Regions from separate parts of the Mus musculus genome. Here regions 1 and 2 are each linked to region 3. The links are chromatin loops, found by intact Hi-C in ENCODE. Cell type or tissue: left cerebral cortex. All regions are shown on one strand. Each heading gives the region's core, and the rest is flanking DNA. Links, peaks and the distances in the headings are about the cores only.

What was found. Peaks named below come from ENCODE experiments on the same cell type or tissue, not always from the same donor. Only the 100,000 strongest peaks of a DNase experiment are listed, where the experiment ranks them.
Region 1: it touches region 3 in a loop (10-fold over the local background); 34 of 42 quality-filtered maps call a loop at or near these places.
Region 2: it touches region 3 in a loop (8-fold over the local background); 6 of 42 quality-filtered maps call a loop at or near these places.

What each region holds. Positions count from the first base shown.
Region 1 is chr9:7,210,453-7,220,869 of GRCm38, reverse strand. It overlaps a transcript of Dcun1d5 not described here. Among named protein-coding and RNA genes, the nearest start is that of Dcun1d5, 31 kb to the right of the region's middle. In left cerebral cortex, for the core only: a CTCF peak has its summit at 4,437 (motif pointing left); DNase peaks (open chromatin) are centred at 3,938 and 4,429.
Region 2 is chr9:7,286,524-7,296,940 of GRCm38, reverse strand. No RefSeq gene overlaps it. Among named protein-coding and RNA genes, the nearest start is that of Mmp13, 19 kb to the right of the region's middle. In left cerebral cortex, for the core only: a CTCF peak has its summit at 4,610 (motif pointing left); a DNase peak (open chromatin) is centred at 4,622.
Region 3 is chr9:7,590,420-7,600,836 of GRCm38, reverse strand. All of the region lies in intron 2 of Gm31751 (a long non-coding RNA gene), which reads left to right. Among named protein-coding and RNA genes, the nearest start is that of Gm31751, 24 kb to the left of the region's middle. In left cerebral cortex, for the core only: a CTCF peak has its summit at 5,378 (motif pointing right); a DNase peak (open chromatin) is centred at 5,410; H3K4me3 peaks cover 391 bases; H3K27ac peaks cover 419 bases.

The DNA.
Region 1 (10,417 bases), core at 872-8,871, 380 kb after region 3:
TGACCTTTATTGATTTTATATTCTAAAACTGTTACATACTGATTTTATTACAGAAAAAAAAAAACAATAAGAGAAAAACTCTGTTACCCAGAAGTTATCATTTTTTACAGTCGGTGCTCAACCTTTCCAGTCTTTTCCTTGTACATGCCCTGTTTTAAAGCACACTATCACATTGTTTATGGTGATTTAAAATGTCATTTTCACTCGCTAATATGGCATGGTATAAGATGGTATAACACTCCAAGGTGCGTTAGAAGTTACATTGCAACATTTATATAACTGCCCCAAGTTAAAAATATTTTTCTCCAGGATACATTTGTAACCAGAATGGCTAGGTAAAAGGATATGAAAGCTGCTAAGAGTTTTGAATATATCTTCTTAGGTGCCTTATAAAAAAATGCTATGCTAACTTGAAGTTCCTTCAGCAAAGCATAAGAACTATCCCTGTGCCATCAGCAATGGACAGTCATTAAAATACATGCCATTTAAGGATAAAAATATTACAGTTAATAAGCATTTCTTATATTCATTTGTATTAAATAGTAGTTCAATATGAAAAAATGGAATGATAATGTGTACCACAGAGAACAAAACTACACAGGTTGGCTAACAGGTCTCATGAGCAAATTATCTCATTTATTTACTTGCTCCATTGATTAGTGCTTTTTCCATAGTGAGTATAGTTCTAAGCATTGGGAACAAGTATAGCAAAGATCTATAGGCCTGCTCTTGAGCTCGCAGTTTAGTAAGGTAGGACGGTATGTGATAGGCTATCCCAGTCTAGCATTGCCAGCACTCTATACAGGACTCATGGTGGATCAAGGTGGGCAGAAGGAATGGGTACTTTTATTTTCTAAAAACAACCAGACCTCAGAGTAGGGATGGAGACTTCAATGATTATGAGAGGCAGTAGATACATGGAGGATACTAGAGACAGAATGGTGTTGTGCCTTCTAGACACAAGGAATAATGCCATAAATCCATTCTTTATAAAGTTAGAGCCCAAGTCATGCCTCTAGATTAAGAACAATCAGATTTCCCCTCATTCAACTGATAGCAATCAACTTTTCTCCAATTACTTCCTAATATAGACAAATCAACGTAATTATCTCATGACCAAACTTAAGACAAATCATCGGTAAATAGGAAGATGACTCACTAAGTCAAGTGGCCTACCATCAAGGATGAAGCACTCACTCAAGGAAGCTTTCCTTCTGAAGAATTTTTTCTGCTGGGGTTATCTTGCAGTTTGCTTTTTTTCAACAAAGTAGCATCATTAGAAAAATGCCTGTATGAAAATGATGACTTACTCAGTTCTGATTTAACTTCAGAGTTCCAGGGATTTCCGAGTGATCCAGTTTCTTTCCTAGAGCTCACGGCTTTAATGACAGGGGTAGGAGCCGGCCTTAAGAGTGGCTCTGTTCATCAATTAGTATCATGCACTGATTGTTATTTAACAAATTATCAGAACCCACTGCACCCAAAGTAAAGCATTAGGCATTATGGGGGGCTTTAGAAAACAAGACAGGTTACCAGTGTGCATCCTCAAAACTCCAGTTCCCCCACCTCCAAAGTCTCATCTGCCGAGAAGTCACAGACGCTCATCTTGTAGCTTGTTGTTCACGTTATTCAACTATTAAGAACTGAGAACATACTGAGGGGGTGTCTTCAGTCATGAAATAATTCATTATTCATTAAGAAGACCTCAGACCCTGGTGACATGCATACTTTCATCTATTTGGTTCAGCCAACATTTCCAGCAAACTCTTGAGACAAGACACTATGTTAGAAACTTAAGACATGCTTTTCATTCTTAAGAATGTGTAAGAAACAGGTAGACATTTTGTGTAAGAGTTCATTAGTTCACTCATGTCACTAAGCAAACTTCTAAATTACTAGCCACGAGCATAAGCAGATTTTTCAAGAAATTTACAGCATTGGAAGGATGATAGTCATGTATATTCTCACAACAAATACATTATGAAGTGAATAACTCAATGAATACCTTATGAACTGAATACCTTAGCAGCTTTCTGAGCTTTGTCCTCTTGGGGATCATAAGCTTCAAAAGAGTTTAGAAAAAACATGGTGGCCCCCACCTATAAATCCAGCACTGAGGCTGAGGCGCGGGAGGCAGAGGCAGGACTGTTTTGAGTTTGAAGCCACTTTGGCCTAACATAGTATGTTCCAGGCATCCCAATTCTAGGAGACTGCCAAAAACAAAACAAAACTAAACAAATACAAAACCAGTTTAGGAACTATTCAAGTTTATCTTATATAATAAAGAATATAGCAACGTTTTAGCTTCAAACTATTGACAGTCAATCATTTTGTCTGTTCCATATCTGCTGGATACTTGTAGTACCTTCTCTTTTTGGCATAACTCTAGATAATGAATCTAAAACAAGGCTAACATACTCTATCGTTCTAGAAAGTTCCCAGTGAGACTTGAAGCACTTGTCATCATATGCAGATCAAAACAATGCCAGATACTTCCTGACTTTATGTAAGGACGTAATAGAAATTTCTAAATAGAAATCTAGAGTTTCTCCACTCTGTGAAGTACAAGTGGGCACAAAGTGGTGCTCAAAGCACAGCAACTAGAAAGGTAGTGGTCCTTTGAAAGTTAGGAAATAGTACAGGTGAGTGAAGAAGACACAGAGCTCCCTGGTCCAACCAGAACACTTAGTTATTTTAAGAAATTGTACTTCTGGTAAAATTTCTTTTGAAACAGTGTTATCTAATTTTAAAAAACAATTGATTTAAGAGAAGTAGTAAGACATTAAAATACTTTGTTTCATAAAATTCTTCCTGTGCAGTGTAAATGGACAGATTTTTAAAGATAACTATAGCAGTTAAGGCTTGTGTATTCATTCCAAACACAATCTAGACCAGTGGTTCTCAATCTTCCTAATGCTATTCTTTAACGCAGCTCCTCATATTGTGGTGAACCCCAACCATAAAATAATCTCATTGCTACATCCCAACTGTAATTTTGCTACTGTTATGAATAGTAATGTAAATATCTATTTTTCAAACCTCTAGATTTCCCCTGTGAGAGAATTGTTTGACCACAAAGGGGTTCCGACTCACAGGTTGAGAACTGCTGCTCTAGACTAAGAATCCCACTTACTTATATTTAACCACTTCTTAAGAACCACTGAACCATGTCAACTGTACTAACAGAGGAAATAATTGGTAAACATCATTGACATTAGGGGCCAAGTTTTTCTTACATTACCAAATGCATCTATAAGTGGACCAACTCTTTCAAATGATTTTATGTAACTGCTAGCATTTATTGAACACATATCCAGCAAGTTCAACTGATGCTTGATTCAGACTGGAGAATAGATAGTCTGCACGGTATTGCCTTGTCCTGATAAATAAGGATGTTACAAAGATCTTCATGTACAAAGAAATTCAAGAACTAGCATGAGGAAGAAAGAATGCCCAAAGGTGCAGAAAACCAGTCCTGAATGTGAGAAGACCTTCCTAGTGAAAATTGTGAGAAAGAAGAGGGTTCATTCACTGCAGATGTTATATTTCACCTTCAACTTCTCCAATAAAAGTCAGATTGGAAATCCGAGGACTGTAAAAAGGCTAGAATTTCCTTTCCACCGTTGACAATGCTTTTGGTTTTTATTTATTTTGTTTCCTACTAAACATTACAGTCTAATAGTCAATGTCTAATAACCTTTATCCATAGGTAAAGGTTGTTAGAGAAAATAAGAAAAGACAGAAGTATATATTCATATCTTCAGACACAATGATAGGAAAGCTTCCCTAGACGTGTGAAAACAGGTTTGTATAAGCTGTGATGCTTTGTATCTACATATTCAAACAGTGTGGATTAGCCTAAATGCCAAGCACTGTGATGGGTACTTGCCAGCACCAAAGACTAACGGGTCAGGATCTCTAAAACTGAAGAGAACAGATATTTAGTACACAGGTGCAAACTCTGGAGCGCTGGGAATGCTTGTACAACAGCTTATTTACATAGGTACTCACTTGGATATGGTTTTGCCTTGACTCCTATTACAAGATCAGCACAGTTAGGAGCTAAATCTGTTTTCTGAATAAATATTTTCATGTACAAGATTTTCTTTAATTAGCTCCATATTCTGTTCCATTTATATGTTTCTATGTTCAATCCATTATCATATCTGAACATAACTACAGTAAATGATACTTGTGTTTTCCTTGGATTTTATATGGAGATATATAATAACATCAACAACTAACTCCCTCTCCCTCAAAATCAGTCTTATTTTGTACTTTCAGAATAATAAGAAAAAACCCACAGTGGATGGAAAACTTGATTCTAAAGAGACTAAGACATTCATTTACTGAGGTTGAATGTTTAAGATTAAGCTAGCTTAATTAAATTCACTCAGTTCTTCACAATCCAGAAGCAGGCAAGGCTGCCCTCTAGTGCTAAAACTATCGAATTGAATCAGAAGGCATTTTCCAACTACCAGAAGTGAATTAGCATAGTATTCTTAAAACGTAAAACTGTATTGTTCAGAACAAAAAGTTTGAAATAATAAAATGACACATATCCTTTTAATGTACCATTTGATTATATATTTGGTAACTATTATCAGTATTGCTTTAAAAATCCAAGTGCTTCATAACATTAGGGGGTGTGCTGTGTCTGAGAATGTTAATATTACATCATTACTTGAAAAAGAAATTAAAGAAATTACCTTCCAACAACAACAACAACAACAACAAAGCGCAGGGCCAGAAGGGTTTAGTGCAGAATTCTATCAGACCTTCAAAGAAGACCTAATACCAATACTCTTCAAACTACCCCACAAAATAGAAACAGAAGAAAGACGACCCAATTTGTTCTATGAAGCCACAATTGCAGCTTATACCTAATCTACACAATCCCAACAAAGAAAGAGAACTTCAGAGCAATTTCCCTTATAAATATTGATGCAAAAACATTTAATAAATTTCTCACAAACTGAGTCCAAGAACACATCAAAACTATCATTCACCACGATCAAGTAGGCTTCATCCCAGGGATGCAGGCATGGTCAATATACAGAAATCCGTCAATGTAATCCACTACATAAACAAATGCCACAACAACAATAATAATAATAAAAAAAACCAAACCACATGATCATTTCATTAGATGCTGAGAAAGCATTTGACAAAATGTAACATTCCTTCATGTTAAAAGTCTTGGAAAGATGAGGAATTCAAGGCCCATATTTAAACACAGTAAGAGCAATATACAGCAAACCAGTAGCCAACAGCAAATTAAATGGAGAGAAACTTGAAGCAGTCCCACTAGAATCAGGGACTAGACAAGGCTGCCCTTTCTCCCATTCTATTCAATATAGTACTTGAAGTCTTAGCCAGAGCAATTAGACAACAAAAGGTCAAAGGGATACTAATTGGAAAGGAAGAAGTCAAAATATCACTATTTGCAGATGATATGATAGTATAATTAAGTGACCCTAAAAATTCCACCGAAGAACTCCTACAGCTGATAAACAACTTCAGCAAAGTGGCTGGATATTAAATTGACTCAAACAAATTAGTAGCCTTCCTATACTCAAAAATACACAGGCTAAGATAGAAATTAGAGAAACGACACCCTTCATAATAGTCACAAACAACATAAAATATCTTGGTGTGACTAACCAAGCAAGTGAAAGATCTGTATGACAAGAACTTCAAAAGTCTCTGAAGAAAGAAATCGAAGACCTCAGAAGATGGGAAGTTCTCCCATGCTTGTGAATTGGCAGGACTAATATAGAAAAAAATGGCCATCTTGCCAAAAGCAACCTACAGATTCTATACAATCCCCATCAAAATTCCAACTCAATTCTTCATAGAGCAATTCTCAAATTCATTTGGAATAGCAAAAAACCAGGATAGCGAAAACTGTTCTCAGTAATAAAAGAACTTCTGGGGCAATCATCATTCCTGATTTAAAAAAAAAAAACCAAAACAAAACAGCAACAAAAAACTGCATGGTATTGGTACAGACAGGCAGGTAGATGAAGAATAGAACTGAATATCCATTCTTTTTTTTATTAGCTATTTTCTTTATTTACATTTCAAATGCTATCTCAAAAGTTCCCTATGACCCCCCCCCCCCCCGCTCCCTTACCCACTCACTCCCACTTCTTGGCCCTGGTGTTCCCCTGTACTGGGGCATATAAAGTTTGCAAGACCAAGGGGCCTCTCTTTCCAGTGATGGCCGACTAGGCCATCTTCTGCTACATATGCAGCTAGAGACACAAGCTCTGAGGGTACTGGTTTGTTCATATTGTTGTTCCACCTATAGGGTTGCAGACCTCTTCAGATCCATTCTTATCTCCTTGTACAAAGCTCAAGTCCAAGTAGATCGAAGACCTCCATATAAAACCAGATACACTGAGTCTTATGGAAGAGAAAGTGGGGAAAATTCTCGAACACATGGGCACAGGGGAAAATTTCCCGAACAGAACACCAATGACTTATGCTCTAAGATCAAGAATCGACAAATGGGACCTCATAAAATTGCAAAGCTTTTGTAAGGCAAAGGGCACTGTCAATAGGACAAAACGGCAACCAACAGATTGGGAAAAGTTCTTTACCAATGTCACATCCAATAGAGGGCTAATATCTAATATATACAAAGAACTCAAGAAGTTAGACTCCAGAGTACAAAATAACCCTATTTAAAAATGGGGAACAGAGCTAAACAGAATTCTCAACTGAAGAAACCCGAATGGTCGAGAAGCACATAACATCTTTAGTCATCAGGGAAATGCAAATCAAAACAACCCTGAGATTTCACCTCATAGCAGTCATAATGGGTAAGATCATGAATTCAGGTGACAACAGATGCTGGTGAGGATGTGGAGAAAGAGGAACACTCTTCCATTGATGGTGAGATTGCAAGCTGGTACAACCACTCTGGAAATCAGTCAGGCGGTTCCTCAGAAAACTGGACATAGTACTACCTGAGGACCCAGCGTATACCTGGCATATATCTCCTGGGCATATACCCAGAAGATGCTTCAACATGTAATAAGGACACATGCTCCACTATGTTCATAGCAGTCATATTTATAATAGCTAAAAGCTGGAAAGAGCCCAGATGTCCCTCAACAGAGGAATGGATACAGAAAATGTGGTACATTTACACAACGGAGTACTACTCAGCTACTAAAAACAAAGACTTCATGAAATTCTTAGGCATATGGATGAAACTTGAAAATATCAAGTGAGTGAGATTAATTCAGTCACAAAAGAACACACATGGGATGCACTCACTGATAAGTGGATATTAGCTCAAAAGTTCAGAATACCCAAGATTCAAATCACAGACCATATGAAGCCTAAGAAGGAAGACCAAAATGTGGATGCTTCAGTGCTTCTTAGAAGGGGGACCAAAATACTCACAGGAGGAAATATGGAGACAAAGTGTAGAGAAGAGTCTTAAGGAAAGGCCATCCAGAGACTGCCCTACCTGGGGATCAATCCCATATACAGCCACCAAATCCAGATGATATTGTGGATGTAGGTAAGTGCTTGCTGATAGAATCCTGATATGGCTGTCTCCTGAGAGGCTCTGCCAGTGCCTGAGAAATATAGAGGTAGAGGTTCTCAGGGAACCATTGGACTGAGTGCAGAGTCCCCAACGGAGGAGTTGGAGAAGGGACCGAAGGAAGTGAGGCTGTTTGTAGCCCCATGGAGGGAGCAACAATGTCAACCGGTCACCTGCCCTGGAACTCTTGGAGAGTGGATCACCAACCAAAGAATAAACATGGAGGGACCCATGGCACTGGCCTCATATGTGGCAGAGGATGGCCTTGTTGGACATCAGTGGGAGAAGAAGCCCTTGAGCCAGAGGGTGTTTGATGCCCCAGTGTAGGGGGATGCCAGGGATGGAAGACAGGAGTGGGTGGGGAAGCATCCTCAGAGAAGCAGGGGGAGGAGGGATGGGATAACGTTTTCTAAGGGAGGACCTGGAAAGGGGTAAACATTTGAAATGTAAATAAAGAAAATATCCAATAAAAAAAAAAAAACCCAAAAAACAAAACAACAACAACAAAAATACTAGGTCCTGCTCCTATGAAGGATGTGGGCACTTAAAAAAATAAAAGAAAGAAAGAAAAGAAAAAAAAAATCAAATCACGAAACTACTCTAAAATCCCACAAGTCTTATCAGTTCAGCTCTACTATCTGGTTGTACTTAGCTTCTATATGAATTTAGTCCTCAATTAAAGCAGGCATATACACTATGGCTTTCAAATGGATCTGATACATGCTTTAGTATACCATATTAAAATATCCAGCTGTTTCCTATACCATCAACCTGGACAACTAACACGCTCTTCTACACACATATGTCAAAACTGCTTAACCTCAAGCATGCTCTTCTGAGTCATTGCATCTCAGTAAGTGCTTAACTTCCTTCATGGGACCGCAAGGCCCAATACCTTGAAACCACTTTCCTTCACACCCCATACTCACAACATACATCACATCGTATTTGGAATCTGATCACTTCTATTGACTTTGGCTTTTAAGTACATTTTTTATCTTTCTGTAATCCCTTTAATGAGAACTCCAACTGCTATGAGAAGTCAGTGAGAAGTCTTTAGAAAAGACTGTAATGCCATGTGATTAGCTACAATCAGGCCACAACTATTAACCCCAATCTCTCACTTCACTTTTTAATGTTTGTGAATACTGTTATAAAGCTGCATCATCTCCTGGCCTCAATATAGCACACTACCAGCTCATCACAGCCTCAGTATATACTCTTCTTTTTGCCTAGAATACTCCAACCAAACATACACTGTCCTCATTCATTTCCTCAGGTCTCGGCTGAGTTTTAACACTTACTGTGGTCTATTTAAAATGGCAAATATCTCTCAGGGCCAGAGAGATAGGTCAACAAGCAGATAAAGGCACTTGCTGCCAAGCCTGAGGACATTCGCTTGAGCCCTAGGAGCCAGAGTGGAAGCAAAGAACCAACTCCCACAAGTTGCCACCTTACTGCATTGCTTGTTTCACAGGCATGCATACATACACACAGACACACACACACACAGACACAGACACACACACACACACACACACACACACACACACACACACACACAAACTTTAAAACAGTAACTTTACATTAACACACTGTCCATCCTTCATCAGCATATTTCTCTAAAATAGCCTCATTACCATACTTACCTGTGTATTTCATGTACCTTAAAATGAAATTGCCATACAGATCCCAGACTATGTATTTTATGCTCTGCTGTATAGTCAGGCAAAGAAGTTCTTGATAAAAATCAGAAAGCTGAGATTTGTTGCTTACTGATCTAGTCTAAAAAGAATAATATATAAACAAACACATGGTAGAGTAAAAAGCAAGTATATTAAAATATGCCACAGTAAAGTGATTTTTATTCTTATTTCTTTGCCACTACTAGGTATTGAACTGAAGACCACAAAAATACTGTTCAAGAACTTTACCACCGAGCTACATCCCCCTGTAGTAAGAAAATGAACTACTGAATCACTTTTCGTTTATATACCAAGATATATTTACTTAACATCTATTATATGCTAGGGACTGGTGTCCATTTGCAATTCTTTACAATACTGATAGATACTACCAATACGGCTTTCCAGATGAAGCTGCAGGTGACAGGCAAGTAACTTACCTAAAGTGACACAATGGTATTCAAGAAAAGGGAAGAACCTGAGACACTCTGATGTTTCTTCTGGGAACTTACAAGGAACAGTATAGGTACTCTACCATCATTCAAAAACTTTACTTGTAAGTATGTTAAGTTAGTAATTCTAAGTGTTGCATGACAAGCTATTACAAGTATTATGTTTCCGTCTTTGCATGGTTCAAATGTGACTAGCAGCATCATATGAAGAGCAGTGTTCTTTGCACTAAGTGGCTTTTATTCAGACTTATTTTCTATGTGGTGGTTAATAGTTAATGGGGGACAGAATTAGGGAAATACTAACTATACTAATAACAAAGCAGAGACAACTGATAATAACAAGGCAGACACAGCAAATGTGTGACTCATCACTAAGTTGGGTGCTGAGAAATGTGCTGCAGAGCTCACTTGCTGCCTCAATAGTCAAGTCTCAATATGCACAAGGCTTGAAGCAGAAACACTTTTTTACAGTCTATAAAAGCTAACCATAAAAGTTATACTGTTTGGGGGGGATTCAAATCCATGAACAGAAAATGAACCTTAACTAATCTGTCTGGTTGTTACTAAGTAAGGATGATCATTGAGATATAAGATCCAGGGAATTTGGTAACTCAGAATAGACTTTTCTCCTGGGCTTCCTTCCTGAAGAGAAAAAGATCCTGTCTCTGTCTCTGATGCTTTCTGTGGTATTTTTCAGCATCATGCAAGAAATGTCAAGC
Region 2 (10,417 bases), core at 720-8,719, 300 kb after region 3:
GACCCTAAAAATTCCACCAGAGAACTCCTAAACCTGATAAACAGCTTCGGTGAAGTAGCTGGATATAAAATAAACTCAAACAAGTCAATGGCCTTTCTCTACACAAAGAATAAACAGGCTGAGAAAGAAATTAGGGAAACAACACCCTTTTCAATAGTCACAAATAATATAAAATATCTCGGCGTGACTCTAACTAAGGAAGTGAAAGATCTGTATGATAAAAACTTCAAGTCTCTGAAGAAAGAAATTAAAGAAGATCTCAGAAGATGGAAAGATCTCCCATGCTCATGGATTGGCAGGATCAACATTGTAAAAATGGCTATCTTGCCAAAAGCAATCTACAGATTCAATGCAATCCCCATCAAAATTCCAACACAATTCTTCAACGAATTAGAAGGAGCAATTTGCAAATTCATCTGGAATAACAAAAAACTTAGGATAGCAAAAAGTCTTCTCAAGGACAAAAGAACCTCTGGTGGAATCACCATGCCTGACCTAAAGCTTTACTACAGAGCAATTGTTATAAAAACTGCATGGTACTGGTATAGAGACAGACAAGTAGACCAATGGAATAGAATTGAAGACCCAGAAATGAACCCACACACCTATGGTCACTTGATCTTCGACAAGGGAGCTAAAACCATCCAGTGGAAGAAAGACAGCATTTTCAACAATTGGTGCTGGCACAACTGGTTGTTATCGTGTAGAAGAATGCGAATTGATCCATACTTATCTCCTTGTACTAAGGTCAAATCTAAGTGGATCAAGGAACTTCACATAAAACCAGAGACACTGAAACTTATAGAGGAGAAAGTGGGGAAAAGCCTTGAAGATATGGGCACAGGGGAAAAATTCCTGAATAGAACAGCAATGGCTTGTGCTGTAAGATCGAGAATGGGACCTAATGAAACTCTGCAAGTTTCTGCAAGGCAAAAGACACCGTCAATAAGACAAAAAGACCACCAACGGATTGGGAAAGGATCTTTACCTATCCTAAATCAGATAGGGGACTAATATCCAACATATATAAAGAACTCAAGAAGGTGGACTTCAGAAAATCGAATAACCCCATTAAAAAATGGGGCTCAGAACTGAACAAAGAATTCTCACCTGAGGAATACCGAATGGCAGAGAAGCACCTGAAAAAATGTTCAACATCCTTAATCATCAGGGAAATGCAAATCAAAACAACCCTGAGATTCCACCTCACACCAGTCAGAATGGCTAAGATCAAAAACTCAGTTGACAGCAGATGCTGGCGTGGATGTGGAGAAAGAGGAACACTCCTCCATTGTTGGTGGGATTGCAGGCTTGTACAACCACTCTGGAAATCAGTCTGGCGGTTCCTCAGAAAACTGGATATAGTACTACCGGAGGATCCAGCAATACCTCTCCTGGGCATATATCCAGAAGATGCCCCAACTGGTAAGAAGGACACATGCTCCACTATGTTCATAGCAGCCTTATTCATAATAGCCAGAAGCTGGAAGGAACCCAGATGCCCCTCAACAGAAGAATGGATACAGAAAATGTGGTACATCTACACAATGGAGTACTACTCAGCTATTAAAAAGAATGAATTTATGAAATTCCTAGCCAAATGGATGGACCTGGAGGGCATCATCCTGAGTGAGGTAACACATTCACAAAGGAACTCACACAATATGTACTCACTGATAAGTGGATATTAGCCCAAAACCTAGGATATCCAAGATATAAGATACAATTTCCTAAACACATGAAACTCAAGAAAAATGAAGACTGAAGTGTGGACACTATGCCCCTCCTTAGAAGTGGGAACAAAACACCCTTGGAAGGAGGTACAGAGACAAAGTTTGGAGCTGAGATAAAAAGATGGACCATGTAGAGACTCTCATATCCGGGGATCCACCCCATAATCAGCTTCCAAATGCTGACACCATTGCATACACTAGCAAGATTATGCTGAAAGGACCCTGATATATCTGTCTCTTGTCAGAGTAGGCCTGGGCCTAGCAAACATAGAAGTGGATGCTCACAGTCGGCTATTAGATGGATCACATGGCCCCCAATGAAGGAGCTAGAGAAAGTGCCCAAGAAGCTAAAGGGATCTGCAACCCTATAGGTGGAACAACATTATGAACTAACCAGTACCCCGGAGCTCTTGACTCTAGCTGCATATGTATCAAAAGATGGCCTAGGCGGCCATCACTGAAAGAGAGGCCCATTGGACACGCAAACTTTATATGCCCCAGTACAGGGGAACGCCAGGGCCAAAAAAGGGGAGTGGGTGGGTAGGGGAGTGGGGGTGGGTGGCTATGGGGGACTTTTGGTATAGCATTGGAAATGTAAATGAGCTAAATACCTAATAAAAAATGGAAAAAAAAAACAGTGAGAAAAGGAAAAAAAAAAAAAAAAGAAGATAAAGTGGGGAATAGCCTTGAACACACTGGCACAGGAAAAGTCTTAAACAGACACCAATAGCACAAGCAATCAATTGGATCTCATGAAATTGAAAAGCTTTTGTAAGGCAAAGGATACTGTCAATAGGAGAAAAGGCAACCTGCAAAATGGAAAAGATTTTCATCAACTCCACATCTAACACAAGGCTGATATCCAAAATAAAGAACTCAACAAACTAGACATCAACAAACCAAGTAACTCAATCACAAATGGTGTATAGATCTAAACAGAGAATTGTGGTATGCATTTTGGGGGCCAGCTCTAGTTCCATGTCATCCACTGTTTCCTTCTCAGGATGTCCAGATGCAGATGGAAGTATAAAGCAAAGTTCAGAACATGTGAGGATCTACAGGATCCTGGAAGTCAGTACCTGCCAGCCAGGGACTAGAGGGTTGGGGGAGAAGTCCTCCAAGGATCTTAGTGTTACAGTTCTGTTAAGCAAAGGCCTTCTCCAATGATCTTCAAAGAAACAGCTCCTGAGATGATCTTACCTTGTGTGCATACCTTTATTTGGGGTGGGTTTGAGTGTATACACTTTATTTGAGATGAAACAAAGGTATACATGGACCTTGGTGCATAGGAAGGAATTTTCAGGGTATGCAAAAATCATTGGCTAGAGTTTTAGAACTCTGTGGATGCCTCATTTGCCTGGAGAGGCATTCCAGGAATTTCAGGTGCTTGCTGGACAGTTTCTTACCTGGAGAAAGGAAGCTTAACCTGTATTCTCACAGAGGCTATGTGACATTCTGCAAGCAGAGTATATAGGTGTTTTGGAATCTCCAGATAAGGTCAGAGAAGAAGAAGCCCTGCTGGTAAAGAGAACTATCTGGACAATGGTAGACTTTGACCTTAATTAGCAGAGCTCAGCATAGAATTCTCAATAGAGAAATCTCAACTGGCTGAGAAATACTTAAATATTCGAAATCCTTTGCAGCTTTATTTATAATTGCCAGAAACTGAAAACAACATAAATGCCTCAACTGAAGAACCAATAATAAAAATATGGTATATTTACACAGTGATATAATACTCAGCTGCTAAAAACAATGACTTGATGAAATTTGCAGGCAAATGGATAGAAGTAGAAAAAAATCATCCAGAGTGAGGTACCTCAGATCCAAACATGATATAACATATAAACGCAAATTGGCTCATTAGTAAAGCCTGGTACAATCTACAAATCCAGAGAGGCTAAGTAACAAAGAGGGCTCAAAGATCAGGCAGGGACTGTATGTATGGATGGTCCTGGGAAGGAATAACAGAATAAATTTTGCAAGTGGACTGAGATATGTGAGAATGGGAACAGCATTTATGCAGTGGAATTTGATCTATTCAGGCTTTTAACTAGAAAATAAATTTTATTTCTTAAAGAATCTATTTTGGCTGAGCAGAGTGGTGGACACCTTTTATCCCAGTACTTGAGACACAGAGACAGTGATCTGTGAGTTCAAAGCCAGCCTAGTCAATATAGAGTAGCCTGGTTTGCAAAGTGAGAACATATCCAAAACAAACAACTAAGCAAAAGCATATAATTTTAAGGAATAAATTTGACAATTTAGGACAAGGAAGACATTACGAGAAAATTACCAAGATGGCTATATATAAGTTGTAAGCTCAGGAAACTGACTCCTTGGAGGTCATTGATAGGTGCAATTGCTAACCAAATAAGCATTTGTAAATCAAAGGTATGCAGTTCAAAACGTCAGGCCCTCCACATCAGGAAAACTAGGCTGTGTGGGAAAGAAAGCTTTTTAACACTGAACGCCTTCTTTCTATCCCCAATTACTCATTTTATTTCTTTCTTTGGAAAACAAGGTTTAGTATCATAGCCTGGCCACTTGGTTCTTCTGTCCCCTTGTTGCAAGAGCCATCTGGTCTGGTCTCACCGTGTGGCACTGGTTGGATTAAATACAAGCCAGTGTTGACTCACAAGCCCCAACTCTCAGGGGCTCATGCCACAGGCTTTGGTGGCTTTGTATGATATGCCATCATGTCTTTTATATAAGTGACAGAGGCATGTATGGACTAAAAAATCCTTAAAAACGTGTTATTCAACTCATAAAAGCCAAACCTCATGTAAAGTCAATGATATAAAGTTAGGAGTAACTTGGTCAACAGTTGGGCCAAGTTCTTCAGAATTTTTAAGAGGCCTTTCTGGTGCCATCTGGTGGTACTGTGAATCCAGCAGCCATGTGGTGGATCCTTAAGTGGAAGCTATTTTCTTCCTGTGTAGAGGCTTCCCTGTGTTTTGATTCCCATGCATGTATGGAAAAGTGTATGGAGGCAGGAGGTTGCTATTGAGTGTCTTCTTCAGTCACTTTCCACTGCATTAATTGAGGCAGGATCACTCAGTTATATGTGGAGCTCTTTGTTTTACTTAGGGGACCTAGGGATTTCCTACCTTTCCTTCCCAAATTAGAATTACAGGAGATTGTCACACCCACCCAACATTTACGTGGGCTCTGAGGATCCAAATTTTGGTCTTCCCTTGCATGGCAGGTGATTTGCCTACTGAGCAATCTCCTCAGCCCACTGATACCATTTTTAATTAAAAATGAAAGCTCCCCTAGAATAAATAACCCTGGCTTTCAACTTGACTAGATTGAGAAACAACTAAAATGGCAATGAAGTATAATTCTGAGGATGTCTTTAAGGTTATTTCTGGAACAATTGGGACAAATGTCAAGGGGACTGAGTCGAAAGATCGATCCTGAAGGTGAGCTTCATTGTGGGACAAGCTGGGTGCCTGGGAAAGCAGAAATGAAAGGAATGATGCTCATGTGGACACCCACATTCATCTTCCTGAGGGTGGTGGAACTGCAGTGACCCTTCCTGAGGCACCGTGAGACACAGCAGACTGGAACGGAGGCTTCACCTAAGAAGGACATCCTCAGTGTTCCTACATAGGTGAGTTCCATGTCTCAAAGGAATGGCTGATGATCACCTACCACCTACCACACAACCAAATCAGTGTGTCCATTAAATGACTCAATTACTAAGGACCAGATATCACATGCCGTTGGGTTGAATGGCCCAATATTGCTCCTCCTTATAAAAGGGAGAGGAAGAGGAAGATGGAAAGGAAGAGGGAGGAGGAAAGGGATCCATTCATTTATATTTGGCATTGTGACTTACTTGAAAGATAGAAGAAAGAATTCACATTCAGCCAAAGTCATCCTTTAAGCACTCTTTTAATGTACTTTTGGGTTTCCAGAGGCTGATTCCACCTGACTCCAGTCTGGTTTTCTTCACTGGTCTCCTTAATCTCTGCTCACTTGGACATTATTAGCTCAGGTACCTTGCCACGTTATGTCTTTTTTACCCACTCCCTGGTGCACTCAATGCTTCCATAGGGGCCATGGTTTCCTGAGTCTTGTCACAGTATACTCTATCTCATCAATGTTTGTCTCCTCGAAGAGAACAGGAGTTCCAAGAAAGTAACAAGACTTTACCTCCATTTTCCCCTTAGCTTCTACTTAAACTTCTGGAATGTGACAGGCATTCTGCCAAATTTTATTAGATGGACAAAGTATGATTTCTTCTAATAACAACCCTTAGGAATCAGGCATCTCAGTGAGCTGTCAGAAGTGAAAAGCATACTTATTGCAGAACTGGTAAAGAGATGAGCAGCACTTTCTAGCTACCCAGTCATCACTGCTGTCCTAAAGAGCACCGGACTACTGAACTAAGTTTTATCTTGGTAGCAGAAGGAAAAATTTAGGAAGGAATCAAATTTCTTTCATTAGTGAATAGTGTTTAACAGATACTTACTAAATATTTAGAAATGTGCAAATCTTAAGAAAGTAAAGGGCCTCAACTTTCACACACACACACATCCCTAAGATGATTTCAATAACATATGGATTTCTGGGGTCCTTTGCCCATCTCTTAATGTTCTCTATGTTCTCCATATTCCCCAAGTTTACTCAAACTGACAATTCTCTCCTTTACAAATGAGGAAAGCAGGGTCCACACAGATTTAAAGGCACAGGCAAAACTTAACTCAGAGCATGCATGGACATTGTCCTGATCCCAGCCTATTCCTTCCTAGCAGGTACTCTCATAGGGAGGATGCTGAGCAATGTAAAGGAGTTGTCTGGGGAAACAAAGGAAGGGCTCATCAGTGCCAGATCTGTAGCTGTAGTTGAATAACTTGGTCAAATCCCCCAGCAGCCACAGTGCAAGTTCCTGAAAACCCACCACAGTGCTCTGAATTCTCGAATGAAAGACACACATCCGGGCCACCTTGGGCACGAACTCGGTGGACGGTCCCATGGTCCCCAGAGGAGTCTCCACTCAATCTTAGGATCACTGGTGAGTGAAACACAACATCTGTTCCAAACCAATTTTGATGGGCCTGTGCCAGCAGCAGGGACGCAGGAAACCCACTTGACCAGGGGCTCAGGTCCCTTCTAGTTGGCGCCAGCTCTGAGCCACCTTAGGCGCAAACTCAAGGGACAGTCCCACAGTCCTCAGAGGACTTTTCATGCCGCATGCGCCCTAGCACGCCCAGAATCTTAGGATTATTGGTGAGTGGAACACATCTGTTCCAAACCAATCATGACAGGCCTGTGATAGCAGGAGCAAGGACACGGAGCTCTGCCAGAGCAGCAGCTCCAGTTCCTTCTGATCTATGCTGGTATACCTTGGTTTTGAACACACAAGATAGCTCCACATTCCCCAGAGGAGACACCACGTCTAGGTGCTGTAACACGCCCAGGATCTTAAGATTCCAGGATTCTAGGATAACAGGATCTTGGTCACAGCAGGATCTCAGGGTCTCAGAGGAAGTTTGACTGCCAAGAACTCTGAGAACTCTGACACACCCAGAATCTCAGGTTCACAGGATCCTGTATTTACAGGATCACAAAGAAAGCTGGACTCTGAGGAGTCCATAATCAACAAGGATTATAGGAAGGACAGGCTCCAATCAGATATATTGAGGGCAATAATCAGATGGCAGGAGGCAAGCATAAGAACAGAAGCAACAGAAACCAAGTTTATTTGGCATCATCAGAACCAAACTCTCCCACCATAGCAAGTGCTGGATACACCATCACACCAGAAAAGCAAGATATAGATCTAAGGTCACTTCTCATAATGATGATGGAGGACATTAAGAAGGAAATAAATAACTCCCTTAAAGAAATACAGGAAAACACACGTAAATAGCTAGACGCCCTTAAAGAGAAAACACAAAAATCCCTTAAAGAGTTACAGGAAAGCACTGGCAAACAGATGAAAGAATTGAACAAAACGATCCAGGATCTAAAAAAATAAAGAAATCACAAAGGGAGACAACTCTGGAGATAGAAATCCTAGGAAAAAAATCAGGAACCAGAGATGTGAGCATCAGCAACAGAATACAAGAGATGGAAGAGAGAATCTCAGGTGCAGAAGATTCCATAGAAAACATGGGCACAACAATCAAAGACAATGCAAAATGCAAAAAGATCCTAACTAAAAACATCCAGAAAATCCAGGACATAATGAGAAGACCAAGCCTAAGGATAATAGGTATATATGAGAATGAAGATTTTCAACTTAAACCGCCAGCAAATATCTTCAACAAAATTTTAGGAAAAAACTTCCCTAACCTAAAGAGAGAGAGATGACAATGAACATACAAGAAGCCTACAGAACTCCAAATAGACTGGACCAGAAAAGAAATTTCTCCTGACACATAATAATCAGAACAACAAATGCAGTTGTTGTAAATAAAGATAGAATATAAAAACCAGTAAGGGAAAAAGGTCAAGTAATATATAAAGGCAGACCTATTAGAATTACATCAGACTTCTCACCAGAGACTGTGAAAGCCTGGACAGATGTGATCCTGGACAGATGTCATACAGATTCTAAGAGAACACAAATGCCAGCCCAAGCTACTATACCCAACAAAACTCTCAATTACCATAGATGGAGAAACCTAGGTATTCTATGACAAAACCAAATTCATACAATATATTTCCATGAATCCAGCCCTTCAAAGGAAAATAAAGGGAAAACTCCAACACAAGGAGGGAAATGGCACCCTAGAAAAAGCAAGAAAGTAATCCTTCAACAAACCAAAAAGACGACAGCCACAAGAACAGAATGCCAACTCTAACAACAAAAATACCAGGAAGCAACAATTACTTTTCCTTAATATCTCTTAATATCAATGAACTCAAATTCCCAATAAAAAGACATAGACTAATAGACTGGCTACATAAACAGGATCCAACATTTTTCTGCATACAGAAAACCCACCTCAGGGAAAAAGACAGACACAATTTTAGAGGGAAAGGCTGCAAAACAATTTTCTAAGCAAATGGTCTGAACAAACAAGCTGGAGTAGCCATTCTAATATCAAATAAAATTGACTTCCAACCCAAAGTTATCAAAAAAGACAAGAAGGGGCACTTCATACTCATTAAAGGTAAAATCTTCCAAGATGAACTCTCAGTCCTGAGTATCTCTGCTCCAAAGGCAAGGGCATCCACAGTCATTAAAGAAATGCAAGTAAAGCTCAAAGCACACATTGCACTGCACACAGTAATAGTGGGAGACTTTAACACCCCACTCTCATCAATGAACAGATCCTGGAAATAGAAACTAAACAAAGAAACAGTGAAACTAACAGAATTTATGGAACAAATGGATTTAACAGATATCTACAGAACATTTTATCCTAAAGCAAAAGGATATACCTTCTTCTCCACACCTCATGGTACCTTCTCCAAAATTGAACATATAATTGGTCACAAAACAGGCCTCAACAGATATAAATATATTGAAATTATCCCATGCATTGTCTCAGATCACCATGGACTAAGGCTAACCTTCAATAACAACATAAATAATAAAAAGCCAACCTTCACGTGGAAGCTGAACTCAATGATACCTTGGTCAAGGAAGAAATATTGAAAGAAATTAAAGACGTTCTAGAGCTGAATGAAAATGAAGGCACAACATACCCAAACCTATGGGACATAATTAAAGCAGTCCTAAGAATAAAACTCTTAGCTCTGATTGCCTCCAGAAAAAAATTAGAAAGAGCACACACTAGCAGCTTGACAGTACACCTAGAAGCTCTAGAACAAAAGGAAGTAAATTCACTCAAGAGGAGGAGATGGCAGGAAATAATCAAAGTTAGGGATAAAATCAACCAAGTAGAAACAAAAGAAATATACAAAGAATCAACCAAACCAGGAGCTGGATTTTTGTGAAAAATGACAAGATAGATAAACCCTTAGCCAGACTAACTAGAGGGCACAGGGATAGTATCCTAATTAACAAAATCAGAAATTAAAAAGAAGATATAACAACAGAACCTGAGGAAATCCGAAGCATCATGAGATCCTACTACAAAAGGGTTTATTCAACAAAACTGGAAAACCTGGATGAAATGGACAATTTTCTAGACAGATATCAAGTACCAAAGTTAAATCAGAATCAGATTAACAGTCCCAACAGCCCCATTTACCCTAAAAAAATAGAAGCTGTCATTAATAGTCTCCCAACCAAAATAAGCCCAGGACCAGATGGATTTAGTGCAGAGTTCTATCAGACCTTCAAAGAAGACCTAATTCCAGTTCTTCTCAAAATATTCCACAAAATAGAAGCAGAAGGTACTCTACCCAATTCATTCTACAAAGCCACAATTACTCTGATACCTAAACCACACAAAGACCCAATAAAGAAAGAGAACTTCAGACCAATATCCCTTACAAATTTCGATGCAAAAATACTCAATAAAATTCTCGCAAACTGAATCCAAGAACACATCAAAACGTTCATCCATCATGATCAAGTAGGCTTCATCTCAGGGATGCAGGCTTGGTTTAATATATAGAAATCCATTAACATAATCCATTATATAAACAAAGTCAAAGACAAAAAACCACATGATCATCTCTTTAGATGCTAAGAAAGCATTTGACAAAATCCAACACCCATTCATGATAAAAGTCTTGGAACGATGAGGAATTTA
Region 3 (10,417 bases), core at 995-8,994:
TGGTGTTCCCCTATACTGGGGCATATAATGTTTGCAATACCAAGGGGCCTCTTGTCCCAGTGATGGCTGACTAGGCCATCTTCTGCTACATATGCAGCTAGAGATACGAGTTCTGGGGGGTACTGGTTAGTTCGTATTGTTGTTTCACATAGGGTTGCAGACCCCTTCAGCTTCTTGGGTGCTTTCTCTAGCTTCTCCATCGGTGGCCCTGTGTTCCATCTTATAGATGACTATGAGCATTCACTTCTATTTGCCAGGCACTGGCATAGCCTCATACGAGACAGCTATAACAGGGTCCCTTCAGCAAAATCTTTCTGGCATATGCAATAGTGTCTGGGTTTGGTGGCTGATTATGGAATGGATCCCCGGGTGGGGTAGTCTCTGGATATTCCATCCTTTAGCTTAGCTAAAGTCTTAGCTCCAAACTTTGTCTCTGTAACTCCTTTCATGGTATTTTGTTCCGTTTTCTAAGGAGGAATGAAGTATCCACCCATTGGTCTTTCCTCTTCTTGATTTTCTTGTGTTTTGCAAATTGTATCTTGGGTGTTCTATGTTTCTGGGTTAATATCCACTTAATCAGTGAGTGCATATCACGTGACTTCTTTTGTGACTGGGTTACCTCACTCAGGATGATATCCTCCAGATACATCCATTTGTCCAAGAATTTCATAAATCCATTGTTTTTAATAGCTGAGTAGTACTCCATTGTGTAAATGTACCACATTTTCTGTATCCATTCCTCTGTTGAGGGTTCTTTCCAGCTTCTGGCTATTATAAATAAGGCTGCTATGAACATAGTGGAGCATGTGTCCTTCTTACCGGTTGGGACATCTTCTGGATATATGCCCAGGAGAGGTATTGCTGGATCCTCCGGTAGTACTATGTCCAGTTTTCTGAGGAACCGCCAGACGGATTTCCAGAGTGGTTGTACAAGCTTGCAATCCCACCAACAATGGAGGAGTGTTCCCCTTTCTCCACATCCTTGCCAGCATCTGCTGTCACCTGAGTTTTTGATCTTAGCCATTCTGACTGGTGTGAGGTGGAATCTCAGGGTTGTTTTGATTTGCATTTCCCTGATGATTAAGGATGTTGAACATTTTTTCAGGTGCTTCTCAGCCATTCGGTATTCCTCAGGTGAGAATTCTTTGTTCAGCTCTGAGCCCCATTTTTTAATGGGGTTATTTGATTTTCTGGAGTAAACTGACTGTTCTTAATGATAACTGGTGCTCATTTTCATCATTATGCACTTTAAAGTGATAGTCTTTGTTAGCCTTTAGTTTACGGCCGTAAAGATAGTTCTGAGGCCTAAGAGGGCTCATGTCCACATTCATTGAGTCTTCCATGAGGTGGAGGCACACACTTCAGTGTTCCACAGAACAGACACACAGGATGGAATCATGTCAAGGCTAAAAATTTAAGTTTTATTTGGCCAGGTTATTTTGCCTTTTCATGATGATCTATGGGGTTTATGACTCAGGCAGGGAAACAAAAAAAGAAAAAAATTAAGATGTCCTTTTGTGCCATTTTAATGCTCTACCCTAATTCCAGTTCAGATCTGTTTTACTCCAAGTGTACTCTGGAGGTTCTAAGGAGAAGCATCATTTCAGAGCCCTTGGCCCCACCCAAGTTCCAGAGATAAGCTCACCCTTCCCTCCCCCTGTGGGTTGCTTCTTCAGGTGTTTGGTCACACAAAAAGAAACTAACAATGTTTTCCTTCACTAGGCCCCAAATCTGGAACAGAGAGATTGATCAATGGCAGCTCTTCTCCTGTAAGAAGTATAAACCAGGAACTGTATCACAAACAGGTGCCAGGGCACTCTGGTGGAGTCAGCTTGTGAGGCAGAAATGCCAAAAAGCTGCTCATGAGAAATGAATTTCTAGTACTCTCCTCCTGGATGACTGGCGAAAGTCAGCTCTTCAGTTTGGGTCAGTTTGGCAGGCGAAAAGCCTGGAAGCTGTTCCACGAGGATAAGAGTTCTATGGAAATTTTCCTCCCGGAGTTATGGCGTTTTTTTTTCCCTTACCCATAATAATCAAATTTCCACTACATTAGTCTAGTGTATAGATTCACGTGCACTCTATTAAGCATTGCCTTATAGTAAATGCCTTTTAAGATTGTATTCTAACATAGCTAAAGCCTTTTCCCAGTGTTCTTAGACTCCAGATAGCAGCAAGGAGCTTAACCCATTCAGTAGCTAATAAAGCACTAGCCATTAATTCAGATGTCTGCAAATAGAGTCTAAAATTCTCACTGAGATAGAAATTCGTATTACAGACTACATTCCATGCCAAGAGCAAATTAGTATACTATACTGAAAATGGACAGTCTCCAGATATAGATAAGAATTAACGAGGCCTAGAGAATTTTGGGGTCAGTGACACTACATTAGTCTTGAGGCGTATCAAGAGTTAACTATCCTGAGGCTATTAACTCTAAGTGTAAAACTCTTGCCTGGCAGAAAGTGCTAATCTCTAAGGTAAACATTTATCTGGTCCCTACAAATTCTCTTTGTAGTCACTCCCTTTGCATCTGTGTTAATCTCTAATGTTAAACGTTTATCTGGTTCCTTTTGAAGTCACTCCTTTTGCACCTGGAAAAATTCAATGTGCCTTTTTCTGTTATGATTTGCAATTTACTCTGTATTATAAAAGTCTGAGGCTCGACTGGAACATTACATTCAGATTAAACACCTCTCTTGTGTGTTTGGCTGTCTGTCACTACATCCTAATCTTGCCCATCTACTCTAGAGACTCTTTCCTACGCAGGCACAGGGGCCCAGAGGGTCTGTGGCAAACAGGAGCAAACTGGTCCCTTCCAGCCAGCCAACCCTAGACATCATGGTGGGAAGATGCTTCCTGCTGAAGGGACTGAGGTAGCAGAATAAACTCCACTTTAGACTCCATTCTAAATTAACTTGCCCTCATAGAGGCATGGCCAATGAAGAGACAAAAAGCAGCAGGACAGATTCCATCTTGTCTTCTAAACTCTATTTTAAGCTGCTATCCTTGGAGAAAACCTTAGAGTGATATGGCTCCTACCCTTGAGGTCTGAGAAAAATCATGAAATGTGCTTGATGATAGTAAAATAGACACAGCAGCTGCAGCTAGCTGATAACAACAGAGTGGGCTAAGAGAACACAAGTCTTTCCCTGGTCAAGATGCCCCTTTTCAGGTGTGTGGTCTTTCCTTGTGGTCTGAGCAGATACTATCAATTTGAAGGTTAACATTCCTTTACCCATTTACCCAATCATGTAACACCAAGGCTTGAAAGCCCCAGCTTGCAAACCTTTCCTATATAAATCCTAAACCCCTAGACCCGAGGGTCACTTTCCTAACCTGTTGCTTGGGTTTGTGACCCAAGCTCGAGCTTGAATAAGGACTCTCGTGTTCTTGCATTGGAGTTGTAGTTCCTGATGGTCTCTTTGGGGTTTTTGCAATCTGGGTACAATACTGCTCTTGGACTATCATAATAGACACTCTTTCCAAATCATGTATCAAATTAGTTTAATGAGGGTCCACAAACTTTAACCAGATCCAGACTCTCAGGGTTTGGTTGCCAATGGACCTTTTTAGGCAAGATGTTTCACACTGCTCTGGGTTCATTTATCTGCGGGATCCACAGTCTCGCCACCAGCCAAGACTGTGCTGTAGTCTGTTGGGTCCGGGTGCTGTTTGTGAAGCAGGCTTCAACTTCATAAATATATGGCACGTAAACAGGGAACTTGCATGAGCGGCTACCTGGGTGGAAGCTAGATGCCTTCATCTAGATCCTGAAGTAAAATTTATGAAATGAGATCTAAGAACAGTCAAAGGACTGGGGCCTCCCCACCTAGAGTCAGAGCCAAGAACAGTTAAAGGATTGGGGGCCTCCCTCCTATTTCCTTGCTCTCAGTCTTCTCAGAGCTTTACCACAGTAGCCATGATGGAGTTAGATGAACAAAGGGGACATAATGGATGGGCTGGAAACGCGCCAACTATGGTGTCTGCAAATTCTGACCTTCAAGCCAACAATGCATAGCTTAGGGCCCTACACTGTAATGGATACTTTAGAATGTCAACTTATCGATAAATACCCGGGGTACTAGCTTACAAGCTCAGCACTCAAAAGACAGATAGGAAAATTTTAAGTTTAGGGCTAGCCAAGTCTACATGGGGGACTCTGTTTCCAAACAGTAGCAGCAGCAGCAGCAGCAGCAGCAATAACAATGGGGGAAGAAACTCAACCAAGAGAGAGGTAAGGCATATTCTGGCTTTGAGTTCCAGAGGTTGTAGTCCATGGCTGCAGGAGTTCGTGGCTTTTAGACATGCAATAAGGAGAGAGTCTGCAGTTGTAAACCTGTTTATATCATGGCAGCTGGGGAAGAAAATGTGAGGGAGGGGGGAAGAAGAGGATAGAAAATCTGGGGTCCTAATATCCTCTTCAAGGGCATGTTCCCAATGATGTTAAGTTGCTTCTGCTAGAAGCTATCTCTTAAGAATATGCACATATATATGTATATATACATAAGTATATATGCCTATACATATATATGTAGAGAGATAAATAATAAATATAATTATTTATTATATAATTTCTCTATATATACACATACATACATACATACATACATACATACATACATATGGAGAGAGAAGCTTTGTATTGGGCTTACAGATGTATCTAGCTTTGGAGAAAGTCTTAACTGCATGAGAACTTTAGAGGAAATTCAGGATTCAAATAATTCTACTTGGAAACCTATTAGAGATGCAAATTCTGGAATTCATTCAAGACTGACTAAATCAGAAAATTTAGCCATGGGATAGCTGTGCCTGTTTAAAACAAGCTCTCTAGGTAATTTGGACTCTCTCTCTCTCTCTCTCTCTCTCTCTCTCTCTCTCTCTCTCTCTCTCTCACACACACACACACACACACACACACACACGCATGCACGCACTACACTAACAGTCATTTCAGAATGGAGCAGAAGTGAGGGCTATTGAAAAAGAGTCGGGGAGCACACGGGGCTTGGGAACTTGCTAGACACACCTATCAGGCCCTGCCCTCCCAAGATTTTGACCTAATTGTACAACAATTGATCATTTCTTTCTGTTGATTCTCGTTGCATCAGTGATTCATAATCTCAGCTTTAAAACACTTAAATGTGGAGAGAAAGATGCACCCTGTTCACCTTTGTGAGGTGAAAGCCACCAGCAGCTGAACTGTGGATTGAGAAGAGAACCAGGCCACCTTAGGTCAACCCCTGCACAGCCTAGGGTCAACAGGTTTAGCTGTGTTTGCCTCAGCTTACAGGCGTTGGCACACAGGCTAGGTTCTGCTTGTGGGGCATGGACCAGCTGCAGGTCAGGGCGGGAGAGTCTTGGTTCTGCTCATGATCACTAGATGGCAGCACTGGACTTCAGCTTCCACAGGAAACATCCCGAGCCTGCACAGCCAGGCTCTGCTGTCTGGTGCCAACTCCAAGCTTTCGGTTTCATAATCCTTAGAGGCTTGTGCATATCGGCACCAACACAGGGAGCACAGAAGGCACAAGCGAGGCTATGATTTATTTCCTTGTTTCGCTCCAACATGTGATCATCTCATTACATACACTCCTCTGGCCTCCTTGGTCTTGGTCAGTGTTGTGGACTCTCTCTTGCTGGGATAAACACTCTGATCAGAAGCAACTTGGGGAGGGAGGGTTTATTTGGCTTACACTTCCAGGTCATGGTCCACCATGGAGGGAATCAGAGAAAAGCAGGAGATTGAAGCAAAACAATGGAGGAACACTGCTTGCAGGCTACCTCTCTAGCTCACTCAGTCACAAGCTCAGCTAGCTTTCTTATACATGGCCTTCTTAAGGATGGTGCCATCCACAGTGGACTGGGTCCTCCCACATCAATTAAGAATCAAGGCAGTGTCTCACAGACATGCCTGCAAGCCAATTCTCAATGGAGGCTTTCTGCTCAGATGACTCTAAACCTTGTCATGTTGACAACAGAGCTAACTTGGACAGACACTGTACTGACTATATAGAAGCCAAAGACACATCCCATACATTAAGTTGTGTGTGTGTGCTCGTGCACATGCAAAGGAGGCTAAAACAACCTGCAACAGCAACAAAAGTACAAACTGAAGACAGAGATTGTTGTATAGAAAGGAATCGTAGTCAAAAGAAGATGACCCCCCAGTCAACGCATGCAAATATGAGCCCCGTCCTTGCCATTGGTGAACATGCAGCTTAGTTTTCTCCTCTGTCACTGAGTGGATGGAGAACACGTCTGTTTTCTTCCTTTTCTTGAAAGGTTAAAAACTACACAATATTACAGACATGCCAAAAATTAGTGAAATACAATCTACTTGAATATTCCTATAGTTCAGGTCTACTCAAAATCCCGCAGCACACTGCTCTCAGTCAACTTTACCGTGAGTGGAGCGTGAAGCTTCCATAGTGTTGTATTACTTTTTCTGAGATGTGAAGAAATGTTTGTCCACCCTAGACAGAGTCAAAGTTAGACTAAAGCAGTAGCTCTCAACCTTCCTAATGTGGAGACCCTTTAATATAGTTCCTCATGTGGTGACTGCTAACTATAAAATTAGTTTGTTGCTACTTTATAACTGTAATTTTGCCATTGTTATGAATCATAATTCAGATATTTGATATGCTGGGCCCAAATCAGCTGTCGCTCACAGGCTGAGAGCTGGTGGAGTAAAGAAACAACTCCATTCATGTCCAGCATGATGAACCAGTTAGTAAGACTTATAGGGACCTGGGTGAGGAATTACTTATAGGCATATGGATGACCCCAAGCCCATCATTGAGAAATTCTACCAGAGCATGGGTGAAGAAGATCTCTTGAATGGTATTAGTGGAGCCTGATCCTGTCTACTTAGCTTTCCATGTTTTGTATACTCCATGTCATGTGCAGCTAGGGCTGGGTTGTAGAGACCCTCCCCATCTACTTCTACAAGGAAAGCTAACTATGGGTTTAGTCTTGTGAGGCTCTGTGAATGTGGGCAAGCATAGCTGTATTGACTGTAAGGGAACAATGGTTTGTCATGGCAGGAGAGCTGAGTTCCGCAGCTAGCTCATGGGTTCTCCGGAACCTCTTTGTTGATTGCCTTCTGCAGGAATGTCTTCATGAGGGGACCTTGGTGTCAGAGTCAGCATCATCTGAGTTATCACTGCTTGTCCTTTGTAGTGTTACAGAATTGCTTAATGGGAAATGCAGTGTGCTTCTCTTTCTTTACACACATTGAGAAAAGAAACCACAACAATAATGAAATTAGAACACCGTGAAACACATTGCAAAAAAGCCAGGAAACTCATTGCAATGGAGCCTGCTAGGTTTTGCTGCAAGTGAGCAGGAAATCACTTTTTTTTTTTTTTTTTTTTTTTTTTTTTTTTTTTTTTTTTGGTAGAAAGTAGCTTGGTGAGTGGAGGGCTCTTGTTATTCCTAGGAAGGTGGTGAGTGCAGTACAGGCTGGGAGAGCCTTCATGTTCCAGAAGACTGTAGATGAAAATAGATGACACAAGATTTGGATTCTAACATCATCTTTGGCTTTAAGTGAGAAAAATAGGTCCTCTAAGCACCATATCTTGCTTTTAAAGCAATAACTACATGCCTGGGGAGAGCAGTTAGTAAAGTACTTGCTGTGAGTTTGATCCCCCAGACCCCAAATCTAGGTAGAGACGCAGAGCTGGGGAATTCAAGGAAGGTAGCTCCTCAGCCAATGGGAGAGCTGGCAGAGCGGCAGATGCTCCTAGGCACTTAGCTTCTCCAGCCCCAAGTCTATTTTTTATTTATACTTAAAATTCATTCTCTGAGAATATAGTTTTTCACACAGTATATTCTTATTATGGTTTCCCTTCACCAAACTCCTCCAGACCCTCTTCCCCGACTTTTGCACTTCCAAATCCTCTCTCTCACTCATATTAGAAAAAATTCAGGTATCTAAAAATAATAAAATAAGATAAAATAAAAACAAACAAACCAGAATAGGACTAAACAAACAAGCAAACATGCTAATAAAATAAGCTTGAAAAAAAGCACAAGAAACACATAGAGTCAGAAACACATATCTTTGAACTAACAAAAATCCTACAAAAATTAAAAATTGGAAACCACAATATTAAGCAAAAGACCTGAAAAGTTAAAAGAAAAGCAAGCCCCAAAAAGCAATATGACAGAAAAAAAAATCCTCCAAATATATGCTATTGAGTTTATTTTGGTTTCGGGATCAGAGTAATTGTGGCCCCTTAAAAAGAATTAGGTAATGTTTTCCTGTTTCTAGTTTGCAGAATCATCTAAGAAGTATCAGTTTTACATTCTTCTCTTTTTTGGTAGAATTCTGGGCTGAATCTATCTGTTTTTTGTTTGTTTGTTTGTTTTGTTTTTGTTTTTGTTTTTTGTTTTGGTTTGTAGACATTTAATTATTGCTTCTATTATACTAAGGATTATTTGTCTGTTTAAATTGCTTATCTTATCTTGGTTTAAATTTGGTAGGTGGAATAGATCAAGAAATTTATCCATTTATTTTAGTTTTCCTATTTGGTTGTGTACTGATTTTCAAAGCATGTCCTTATGATCTATGGGTTTCCTTGGTGTCGGTATGTTCCCCTTTTTATTTCTAATTTGTTAATTTGGATGTTCTATCTCCACTTTTTAGTTAATTTGGCTAAGGGTTTGTCAATCTTACTGGTTTTCTCAAAGAACCAGTTCTTTGTTTCATTGATTCTTTTTATTGTATTTTGTTTGTTTGTTTCTATTTTATTGATTGATTTTAGCTCCACATTTAATTATTTCTTGCCATCTACCCCTTTGGGGGATGACTACTATTTATACCCACCCACCTATCTTTCTTTCTCTCTCTCTTTCTTTCTTTCTTTCTTTCTTTCTGCTCTGGATCTTTCAGTGCTGTTAAGTTACTAGTATGAGCTCTTTCCATCTCCTCTGTGTGTGTGTGTGTGTGTGTGTGTGTGTATGTGTGAGAGAGAGTGTGCGTGTGTAGATACTTTGCGTATAAACTTTCCTCTTAGAGCTGCTTTCATTGTGTCCAATGGGCTTAGGCATGTTATATTTTCAATTTCATTCAATTCTAAAAAGTTTTAAATTTCTTTCTTAATTTCTGTCTTGATTTATTTTTCATTCAGTAGAGAGTTGTTCAGTTTCCTTGAGTTTGTAAGGTTTCTGTTGCTGTTGATATCCAACTTTAATCTGTGGTAGTCTGATACAATGCATGGAGTTATTTCAATTTTCTTGTATTAGTAGAGACTTGCTTTGTGTTGAAATATGTGGTCAGTTTTGGAGAAAGTTACATGAGCTGCTGAGAAGAAAGTATATATTTTTTGTGACTATCTTTTAGTTCCATTTGGTTCATAACATCAGCTACACCAGCATTTTTCTGTTTAATTTTTGTGTTAATGACCTGTCTATTAGCGAGATTCCAGTATTGAAGTCCTCCACTATCAGTGTGTGAGGGTCAGTTTGTGATTTAATATAATATATAGTAGAGTTTCCTTTGTGAACTTGGGTAGCCTTATGTTTGGTGCATAAACGTTAAGAATTAAAATGTACTCTTGGTAGAATTTTTCTTTGATGAGTATGTAATATCTTTCCCTATATCTTCTGGTTAGCTTTGCTTTGAAGTCTATTTTGTCAACTGTTAAAATGGCTACACCAGCTTGATTCTTAGGTCTATTTGCTTGAATTATATTTTTCCATCCTTTTACCATGAGATGATGTCTATCCTTGATATTAAAGTGTGTTTCTTGGAGGCAGCAGGATGATAGAATTGTTTAAATTCAGTATGGTAGTCTGTGTCTTTTTATTGAGGAATTGAGGTCATTGATATTGAGAGTTATCAAAGAGCAGTATTTATTGATTCCTTTTATTTTCTTATAACGGTGTAGGTTTCCCCCCTCATTTGACTTGCTGGTCTTGTATAACTTATTTCCTTTGATTTCTAGAATGTGGTTAACCTGATTGGATTTAAATATTTTTTTAAGTTATCTCCTTCTGTAGAGTTGGATTCATAGATAGACACTGATTAAATTTTGTTTTAATTTGGAGAGTTATTCTTTCTTCATTTATTGTGACTCAGAGTTTTGCTGGATATAGTAATCTGGAGTGGCATCTGTGGTCTTAGAGTTTGTAGAACATCTGTCCAGACTTTCTGGTTTTTAGAGTTTCCATTAAGAAGTCAGGTGTAATTCTAATAGTTCTAATATATGTTACTTGCTCTTTCTCACTCAAACATTTAATATTCTTTCTTTGTTCTGTACATTTAGTGTTTTGGTTCTTATGTGGTCAGGGGACTTTCTTTCTGGTCCAGTGTGTTCTATAAGCTTCTTGTACTCTGGTCACTATCTCTTACTTTAGGCTATGGAAATTTTCTTCTGTGATTTTGTTGAAAATATTTTCTGTGCCTTTGACCTGG